Regions from separate parts of the Homo sapiens genome. Here region 1 is linked to region 2. The links are chromatin contacts, found by Hi-C in ENCODE. All regions are on one chromosome and are shown on one strand. The core of a region is the stretch at or near the end of the contact, and the rest is flanking DNA. Distances in the headings are between cores, read along the strand shown. Region 1 overlaps DELEC1 (deleted in esophageal cancer 1). Region 2 holds the start of PAPPA (pappalysin 1).

Region 1 (5,138 bases), core at 1,888-4,387, 830 kb before region 2:
TCCTGAACTTACTGCTCTGATGAGGGGCCCTTCTTTTGAAGCAAAATGAGTCTTCATGTAGCTGAGAACTCTCTTCTCCTATCACTTTACAAACTCTATCTTCCCCCAAAGGCCTTTCCAAAGGAAGCAGCCAGGCTCAGTGGCCATGATGTTTTCCTGAAGGTATGGGAGATAGATTATCCAGTTAAAAACACAGTTATTTCCCTAAACCTGACTTAACCTCTGCATATAACTGCCTGGAGCCTATTCAACGCAGTTGACAATTGCCTGCCCCGGGGCCTCCCTCTGTCCTGAAATTACCCATTTAAATCTTCCTATTTTTTTTAATCCCTAATAGTCTGTGGCCTACTTTTTGTTGTTTACGTTTTGTATGTTTTTCAAAACCCCAAAGATTTGCTTCAAATTCTACTCATTCATTTATTTTGTAAATAAATGCATTCATTCAATGTTGTCGTGAGTTGGGAGGGAGAAATGTCTGACTGTTCATTTTTCTGCCAAATGATTATATAGAACTTAATAGTATGAATTATGAATCAGACTGCTTGGGATTGAATCACAGGTCTGCCACTATCTATGTGACCTTGAGTAAGTTGTTTAACCTCTCTGCACCTCAGTTCCCATCTGTGAAATGGGGATATAATAATAACTTCATGGAGTTGTTGTGAGGATTAAATTAATTCATAAATACAAAGTACTTAAAACGGTGCCTGGTGCAGCTTAAGAGCTATAGACAACTTTGCTATTATTTATCTAGTGATCTTAGCATGCCCCATTAGAATGGAAAGGGGTGGAGCTTCATAAATCTTTTTGAAGTGAGATCTTCAAGACATGGATGCTGATAGATGCCAGACTATCATGGATGCGAGTCTCAGCATCTGATGGGATAAGAACATGGTTTATCATTTTTGATCCTGAATTTGAATAGGTAAGAGATGAGTAATGAGAAAAAAGAAGGGAGGAAAAGAAGTCTGCAAAATAGAGACTGAGACCGGGCAATATAAAGGGTTTGTAAAGCATCTTGATAGTGAGATGTCTGGAGGAGATTTCTAAACGGGTTCTGTTCTGCTCTTTGATAGTTGTTTTGTTGGTGGCTATAGAGATTTTTTTTTCCCCCTGAAGCTCCTCTCCCCATTATTGTGTGAAGTTCACTCTTCTTGCAAATGTGAGTGGAGTTTTTAGAAATTCAAAGCAATAGTTGAATTTTTTCTCCAGCTAAGTCTTCTAGACTAAAACAGAGATACCCATCTAGAAACAAATATTGAGAGACAAGAGGTGCTGGGTTTTCTGAAAATTTGCCAAAGTACTGGAGAAGATGTCTACAGGCTGCACAGTTGGGGAGGATAAGAAGCTAATTTTGCTGAGATCTCAAAGGTCAGCGAGACCCTAGATAAAATATAAACCAACATTTACTAGAAGCAGCTGTGTAGTAGTCATTTCCCAGAGGTCTGAGAATTAAGACCTATCACTAGCCCTTCTGTGTTATGTTAGCGAGTAACCATGTTACGTGCCTAGTTTAGGGTAGGATGATATTGATGGGTGGAGAAGTCAGAGAAGGGTCTGCTCCTCTCCTTGATTCATCCACTCACCCTCTTGCTTTGAACTTCTCCAAATGGCTGAGGTTTTAGACTTTACACTGGTGGAATTTCATATACAATCACATAATAGGCACATAAAATATATTTCATCTAATCTTTCTAACAGCCCCAAGAGGCAGATCATACTGTCTTTTCAAAAAAAAAATAACAGTAAGGTGAGGAGATTCATAGTTATAGGTGTGAACGGGCTTTAGGATCTGATAAGCCGAAACTGGATTGATTGATAGCTTTGCCTGGTCCTATCTGTAGGTCCTTGAGCAAAGTATCTAACTTCTAGGAGCTTATATTTTCTCTGAACAAGGAGATCTTGAAGGATTGTGTAACAGTTACAACAGAGTGCCAGTTGTTGGAAAATACCTACAAAATGGTGGTGTTACTATTTTCTTATTCTTTTGCACTTTTTTTTATATCCATAGATAGTAAATGCTCAACAATTCAGTGATGAAATTAAGTGAAATTATCTTCCTAAACTAGGCTACTATAGTCCTGTTAACTCCTGCGTGTAGTTTACAATGAATCCTTGTGTCCCTTGTATGGAAAAATCTGCTTAATTTATCAGCTCTGCCAAGTTCTTACAAAAACAAAAGAAAAGGTGAAGAAGCAGAAAAACAAATGGAAGATATCCTTTCTGTAGTCTTTTACTGTTGACATAGATTTCCTCTGCAGAAGAGAAAACTATGGCTTTAAAACTGGGATGGTTCATACTCAAAAAGAATCAGAGCTGGTCTGGTATGAGTTGGTTATGGACTGAAAGGGTTAGGTTATGTCAAAACTTTTCATGAGCTAGTACAAGCAGGATTCTCTTGTTTATTGTTATATTTTAAAAGACATTCCAGGCAATAAAGAAAGAAACTCCCTCAGCATGTTCTGGCTTTGGGCCCCTGTCTCGGTCATGTTGGTGCGGCAATGGAGTGGGTGTCTATCTCCCAGATGTGTAAGTGCAGAATGGGTTGCAACCTGGATTCTTGATTGAGAAACCTTCTGTTCCTCTATAGATGAAGGTCTATTTCCTTCCTCCTGAGGCTTAAATGGGGAGGCATGGAAAGCCTCACACAGGACTGACCTGGATAAAAGGGTCTTTGTGAAGAGAAGGCAATTTATCAACTGCAGGGCCATTTCAGGGAATGATTTAACTGTGGTCACTGTGCTGTTCACAGCAACTTTACATCCACACCTATAGCCCCAACTTTGCCATCAATTTGCAAACACATACCTGATGGACACCTATGCTGATCTGATGTTTTGGGGGGCTTTCTCTTGGGTTCCAAGTATTTAATTTTATTGCATTTGAGGAACTAGGAAGGAGGGAGGAAAACGTTTAAAAAGAGAGACATTTTTAGGGAATTTAGCCAATGTTCCAAAGAGCCATGTTGATGAAATGGAGCAGTTTAAGTGAAAACAAATTGAGTTTGGAAAAAAAAAAAAAATTTCCTCCACCCAGTGGCATTTGGAGCTTCCATTCTGAGTTACTTCTAACTTCCTGGAGCCACGTTTACTTTGCTGAGCAGACTAAATCATTTAAGTTGTCAGCTTCTCCCTGTCCTTGCCAGACCTCACTCAAGGAATGCTTCCAGGGCCATGGGAGCTCACAAAGGCCTCAGTCTGCCTGAGTCACTCTCTGGGGACCACATATCCACAGGGCAAGTTTCTCTGTCCTAATTTAAGGCTTCTCAAAGTCAGGGGAGAGCCTTTCTGTTTCCATCCACAAAATAGGTCAGAAGGATATGATAATAGCGATAGGTAGAATTTTATTTAGCGTTCCTTGTGTGTAGCAAGTACCATGTTGAGAGCTTTATATTCATTAATTAATAAACTCTTCACAACCATCTGATATGGGAAGCTAATAATCTTCTGGTTTTATAGACATTCTTTTTTCTGAGAATCAGAACAAACAACTTGATCAAGATTATGCAGCAGCATTGGGCTTCAAAACCAGGTGGTTTGTCTTAAACTTAGCTCCTAATACTCAGCTCTATTTCTCTGGGGACATTGGATGTTATTGCAGTTCCCCACCATGCAGCTCACTCAGCACCAGGGTATGTGCTGTATGGGGTGAGGAGAGGGGGAGGAGAAGGGACAGCTGTGATTCAATTAGCACAGGTCTCTGCTAATTGCAGAGAAGGAGCCTAAATTCTAGAGGGGAGACAAGTGTATGAACAAAATCATCAGAGCAGAGTGACAGAGTGTCTAGAAGTACTAAAGAGGGCTTAGTACAAAGTCTAGATGTACTAAGGAGGAATGAGCAATTAGGTCTTTCTCTGAGTAAGGAAGGGGCTTTGTAAAGGAAGACTTGAAGAGAAGATCATCCTTGGACAAGAACTTCAGCATAGAAGAAGTTTATCTAAAACATGATTGACAACGAGACCAGCAGGGGCAAAAACACAGAGAGAGGTGGACGAGAATGGTGTGGCAGATAAATAGAAGGAGCCTAGAATTGCTCTAGTGTCAACTGAAAGGTAATAGAATGCTAATCAGTATCTATTTTTTTTGCCTCCTTTGTAATTAGGTGAAGCAGTATTCTGATTTCATTTCTGGATGATAGAATAGGACAGGAAATTATATGCCCATCTACCAAGTCTGGCTCATCAACCCTTCAATAACTGATCCTTTTCCTTTCTCCCCATATTCTGGCAGACAAAGAGAACTCAGAACCCAAAGGACCCAGAAGACCAAAGAAAACAAGGTCTCTGAATTATTGCCCCAGGCAATCACCCCTCTCTCAGTGGACACACTTTTATTGTGTTATGCTGATAAAATTTGGGGATTATTCATTCTAGTGCTTAGTCTACCTTTACTAATCATGGTGGTTGGGAAAGGAAAATGATCACTCAGAGCCTTATACATGGAATGAAGAGGTTAGGATTTATCTTTAAGGAGATTGAGAGCTATTGCACAGTTTTAAGCAACAGAGTGGTTCAGATCTGTGGCTCAGGATGTTTGTTCTGAATGCTGTGTTGTCTGAATGGGTTGGCGCTAGATGGTGGGAATGGGAGACATGAGTGGCTAATGGTCTATCTGCGCTGCTCTCAAGGGTATGCCTAACTCCTACTCCATCTGCGCTGCTCTCAAGGGTATGCCTAACTCCATCATTTTATTCAATTTTTGTACACTGTGGACATTGCATACAGTGGCATAAATGGATAAATGACTTCATCACTACCAATGATTTTATGCCAGTCATGGAGCTTGGCATTGACGTGCATCATCTCCTTTAAAACTTGCCAGAACTCAGGAGATAAATATCATGATTCTCCTCTAACAGGTGAGGAAACAGAAGCTTGGTCAGTTTGGGCAACTTCCTCAAAGACCTGCAGTCTTTAAATTCTTGAGCTGAGGCTTGTACTCAGGCTTCTGATTCCAGAGTTTATACTCTTTTCATTAACCTGCTTGCTGAGTAACTTTTTTGTTTGTTTGTTTGTTTGTTTTCAGATGGAGTTTCACTCTTGTCGCCCAGGATGGAGTACAATGGCATGATCTTGGCTCACTGCAACCTCTGCTTCCAGGGTTCAAGTGATTCTCCTGCCTCAGCCTCCTGAGTAGGTG
Region 2 (4,791 bases), core at 1,678-4,177:
CAGTTTTTTCATTTTACATTAGAACAGAATGAGATCTAAAGATCCTACACAAAGCAGAATAAGATCCTGAGTCACCTGACATTGAAACGATTGCTCTTCTACTAAAAATGATTAAAAGAGAGGGAACACATCCATAAAAGATCAAGTATTGTAGTAAAAAAGGGATAGCAGTACATGATACATTTTATATATATATATATATATGTGTGTGTGTATATATATATATATATATATATATATATATATATGAAGGTCTTTTATATATACATATATATATGAATGTCAGTCATAGATCAAGGGTTAGGGTGGGTCATGAACCAAGAATTAAATTTCATCTAATTTTATGCACTCAATTAAAAACAAGCAAATACATACATACATATATGCATAAAGAGTTAGAATGGCTTCCAAGACAGATGGAAACAAATAGTAAATGTATGTTCAATGAATGGATGAGTGAAATGTCTTGCCAAATGATCCCAGTGCATTTGAGGACGGAGATCAAGGAGTTCAAGGACCCATAAGACATGAACTTCGTTGTCCCTTCGTTTTCCTGCCTCCTACAGGAGAGAAATAACTTGGCCTCCTCAATTCTTGTTTGTCTTTAAGAACCTGAGGAGCACTTTGTCTTTGACAACAACAATAGAACAAATGGTATTCGTATATCATTTTTATTGTTTACAAAAGATTATACCCCAGAGCATATCTTGTCCTCAAAATAAATTTGCCAAGTAGATATTCCCATTTTAAAGGTAAGGAAGTGGAAGGGAAGAGAAATGAAGTGTCTTACTCAAGGCCAGTGAACTGATATGTGTTGGAGGGAGTAGGAAATGAGAAGTAAAAATCTTGTGCTCCCACTGCTGGTCTGAGAATTGAATAATTCCCAGTTGTCTAGGAATATTCAAAATTATTGTATACAATGACTTAAAATCCCCCTGGAAGACATGCAGTTTCTAAATGCCTAATTGCCACAACTGAAGTAAATCAGTAGTCATGGTCCAACCTCTATTGGAGAGGAAGGGGGATTTTGAATGATACAATTTATGTTGTTCAACATAGCTCTCTTTTTATCCAATGGCAACCTTTTACAGATGACTTGGAGTTGCAAAAAGTCAAAGATTTGCTTAGGCAAATTCTTTATTCATGACATTGTGCACCCAAGATTTTCTTTCCTCCAGCCAGTCTCTGGAAACACATTTAGGGTATTGTGCTATTTTCATTTTATGACTACAGAAACAGAGTTCAAACGTTCTTAGTCTAAGACTATTCAGCAACTTCTTTCTAAACTAGGAAGGTATGAATCTGAGATCTCCCATTTTCAGAAAGCTTCCATAATCTTTGCATATATCGCATTCCAGCTTTCATAGAGGGGATGTCTGAGTCATTTGCTCATCCGACAAATCGTCATACTTTTGCCAACAAACATTCTTCCTTGGTTTTCTCTCTTCCTGAAGCGTGTAGCAATGTTCCTAGCTCTCAAGAAAGATCTGGAGCAGCTCGGAAGATAAGAGCAATTGAAGAAGAAAGTTACAATTTAGTGGAGTTAATTTTATCGCAGACTTTCAGCACGCTATTCACATGCAAACTTCACACAGAATATTTTTATCACTACCTTATTGGAATAGATTGGTAATTAATAGCTTGTAATCCACCATTGCTAACATGTTTTGACTTATTAAACACTTGGACAAAATAAAAGAAGATCTGTTTTGCCATAAGGGGGAGCTTTTGAGTTCTATAAAGAGGGGGAAAAAAGAAGAAAAAAATATATTACATGTATGTCCCAGTTCAAAAACAGACCTACAAAGCAGCAAATGGTCAGATCCTTACCTGTGACTTTAACAATTTCAGAGGACCTGAATTGCTTAAGTTGAAAACATTAGGCAAATTAATATTTTTCTCTCATTTTCTTCTTATAAAATTAAAATAATTTCTAATGACCAACAGAGTATTTTAAAGAGTATTCGGGGAAATTCAGAGACCCAGTTGTACTAGGACTACAGCTTCTGAAAGGCAGATGTCCTGGACAGTGCCTTTCTTCTATTTTCTTCTGATGATTCCATAAGAACTTTGGAAACATTTGGGTTAGCTGAAGCCAGCCTTATCTGGGGGCTCAGAAAAGAGGGGAATGGTTCATCATCGTACAACTTTAAGGAAATTCTGAGAGGGAAAAGGACAGGGAAAAGAAGAGGGAAAGAGGTAAAGGGAGAGGAAGCGGGAAGAAGAGTAAGGGAGAGAGTGAGAAAAAGAGAAAGAGAGGGAGAGGGAGGGAGGGAGAGACAGAGAGAGAGAATTAAAAAAAAAAATCTAAGAATCAAGTTTCAAGACTCTTTATGTGCTACAGAAAAGGATGAGGTTTACCAGCAAAGTGCAAAGGGGATCCTAAGAGAAGAGACAGATTTTTCTCCTGCCATCAGAAATAATAATAATAAGTGGGGGGAGTGAGGGAGGGAAAAAAAGCAAGCAAAACAAAACAAAAACAGGAATGTGTGTTTTGAGCAGGAATGAGAGCTGGGAGGACCGTAAGGGGGTGTGTACAGAATTTCATTAAATTGTTACTTTAAGATTGTCTCCTTAAAAAAAAAAAAAAAAAAAGAGAGAGAGAGAGAGAGAGAAAAGGAGGGGGTGGTGGAGAAGCGGGAGCGAAGGAAAGGAGGCAAAAGGCAAAGTGAAGGAAAGCTGGATAGCTCGGCCTCTCCAAACTGATTGATTAGTCATGATCCCCGCAGTTTTAACAGGGACTCATTCAATTGGGAAGGTGGAGCGCTGGGGAGCAGATTAGCATACGCTTGTTTACTCATCTTCTGAGGGATTTTTTCCCCCTCTTTCCTTTCATTTTGAGAAGAAGGAGGGAGGGGAGGGGGGACTTGGGGGGGGAGAAGGGGGCTGTGGCTTGTGTTATAAAGGACGCAAAAAATAAATAAATTAGAGCATCTTTTGGGGGGAGGGAATTCAGCGGATCAGTCTTAAGAGGAGCTTTTTTTTGGAGCGAGAAATCATATAAAATAAAATGAAATAAAACAAGGAGGAAGGCAACCAGCTGTTAGGGGAAAAATAAGGCAGATAAAGGAGCGGGGAGAGAAATTAATTGCCAACCAGGAGGAGTTGGGCTGTATTTTTCAAAGGTGGGGAGAGTGGAGCACACACCTTGAGGAGGAAAGCGAGAAAGAAAAGAAAAAAGCAAGTGGAAAGGGGGGCTCGCCCAAGAAGGGTGAAGAAGCGAAGAAAGTCGAGGCGCCGAGGCTCCCAAAGCTGGCAGCTCCGGGTGGCGGTGCAGGGGCGAAGGGGGGGCGGGGGGAACCGTCGGACATGCGGCTCTGGAGTTGGGTGCTGCACCTGGGGCTGCTGAGCGCCGCGCTGGGCTGCGGGCTGGCCGAGCGTCCCCGCCGGGCCCGGAGAGACCCGCGGGCCGGCCGACCCCCGCGCCCCGCCGCCGGCCCGGCCACCTGCGCCACCCGGGCGGCCCGCGGCCGCCGCGCCTCGCCGCCGCCGCCGCCGCCGCCGGGCGGTGCCTGGGAAGCCGTGCGCGTCCCCCGGCGGCGGCAGCAGCGGGAGGCGAGGGGCGCCACCGAGGAGCCGAGCCCGCCGAGCCGGGCGCTCTATTTCAGCGGGCGAGGCGAGCAGCTGCGCCTCCGGGCCGACCTCGAGCTGCCCCGGGACGCGTTCACGCTGCAAGTGTGGCTGCGAGCGGAGGGGGGCCAGAGGTCTCCGGCAGTGATCACAGGTAGGTGAGGGCGCCTCGGCGGGCGCTGCACCGTCCCTGCGGCCCCAGAGGCTCGCGGGTGTCTGGGCGCGGGTGGCGGGCGGGTCGGGGGCTTGCGGGCGTGTCTGTGCGAGAGCTGCCCCGCGAGCGGCGCAGAGACATCCGGGCGAGCTGAGAGCCTCACTTTGCTCCATCGGTGGAATGGGCACACTCGGAAGGCGTAGCTGCTCCATCCCTGGGAGGAACCTGGGGAGCCCTCCTGGCGGCCCCGCGGACCCTCGGCCAGTGAGGGCTGGTTCCCGGAGCCTAGGGCACGTAACCCGTGCTCCGAATGGTCAGATGCACTCTCTCCTTTTGGGATGAAAGGGAGGATGACCCAATTGAGATGCATGTGAAAGGAGACTTGGGGACCGTTGATTTCTTTGACGTTTTAATGGAGGTAACTCCCCTTCATTAGGCCCCATTCCCCTGAAAGCCGGCAAGGGCAAGGTTGTTGTAATGGCCAGGACTTAGAAGTCCTCGAAGTGCCCCAAAGTTGCTCACTGATTGAAGCCTGCCTCTGGGACTCACCCTCACCCCCTCCACGCCATCCCATGTCCTAGCTTTTAAAGCCCATTGCCTGTCACTCGGGGCTGGGACGAGACCTTCCTAACGCATACCCCGCCAGCGTTCCCCAGACGCGGCTGCGAAACGGGGCGCTTTTCTCATATGGGACTTTATGAGCCCGTAATGAATTTGAGTTCTCCCTCCTCAACCTCCCTCTCTCTCCCCTTCGCTGTTCCACAGCAAAGCCTATAGTGAAATCGGACACTTTGCGAGGATTGCAAACCTTAGAAATGCTCCAGCATCCATTTTCCCCCCTCTAAATGAATCTGTGGAAATGCCTTTAATAAAACTGGGGAGCGGAGGTGGGGGCGGCGCTGGAAGAGAGGAGGAAAGTTTTGCCTTTTCTGTCTGGGAGATTCCCTTTCTGCACAAACAATCTTGCCATGTCCTGGGACGTCTTAAAGTGAGAGTAGGGGTTCCCCCTTCACTGCAGCCAGGAAACGTGTGAAGGCGTTTTGCGATCCCACCCCCTCACACACACA

The links. A loop is a pair of places that touch in the nucleus more often than their neighbours do.
Region 1: a loop to region 2 is called in a map of ascending aorta, with 2.9 times the contacts of the local background. The contact joins the enhancer-like site here to the promoter of PAPPA in region 2. A Hi-C loop is called at or near these places in 1 of 168 maps with a recorded cell type or tissue (ascending aorta).

The regions. Positions count from the first base shown.
Region 1 is chr9:115,325,279-115,330,416 of GRCh38, forward strand. The region is part of intron 4 of DELEC1 (deleted in esophageal cancer 1); the gene reads left to right. Among named protein-coding and RNA genes, the nearest start is that of DELEC1, 190 kb to the left of the region's middle. Within about 2 kb of position 3,138, at least 4 of the 41 ENCODE cell types and tissues checked have a DNase peak (open chromatin) inside an H3K27ac peak, as active enhancers do; they include ascending aorta, where a contact is called at or near this core.
Region 2 is chr9:116,150,864-116,155,654 of GRCh38, forward strand. PAPPA (pappalysin 1) reads left to right here and starts at 2,928. Exons shown (of 22, transcript NM_002581.5): 1 at 2,928-3,724. The coding sequence starts at 3,310. RefSeq lists a silencer at 4,705-4,791.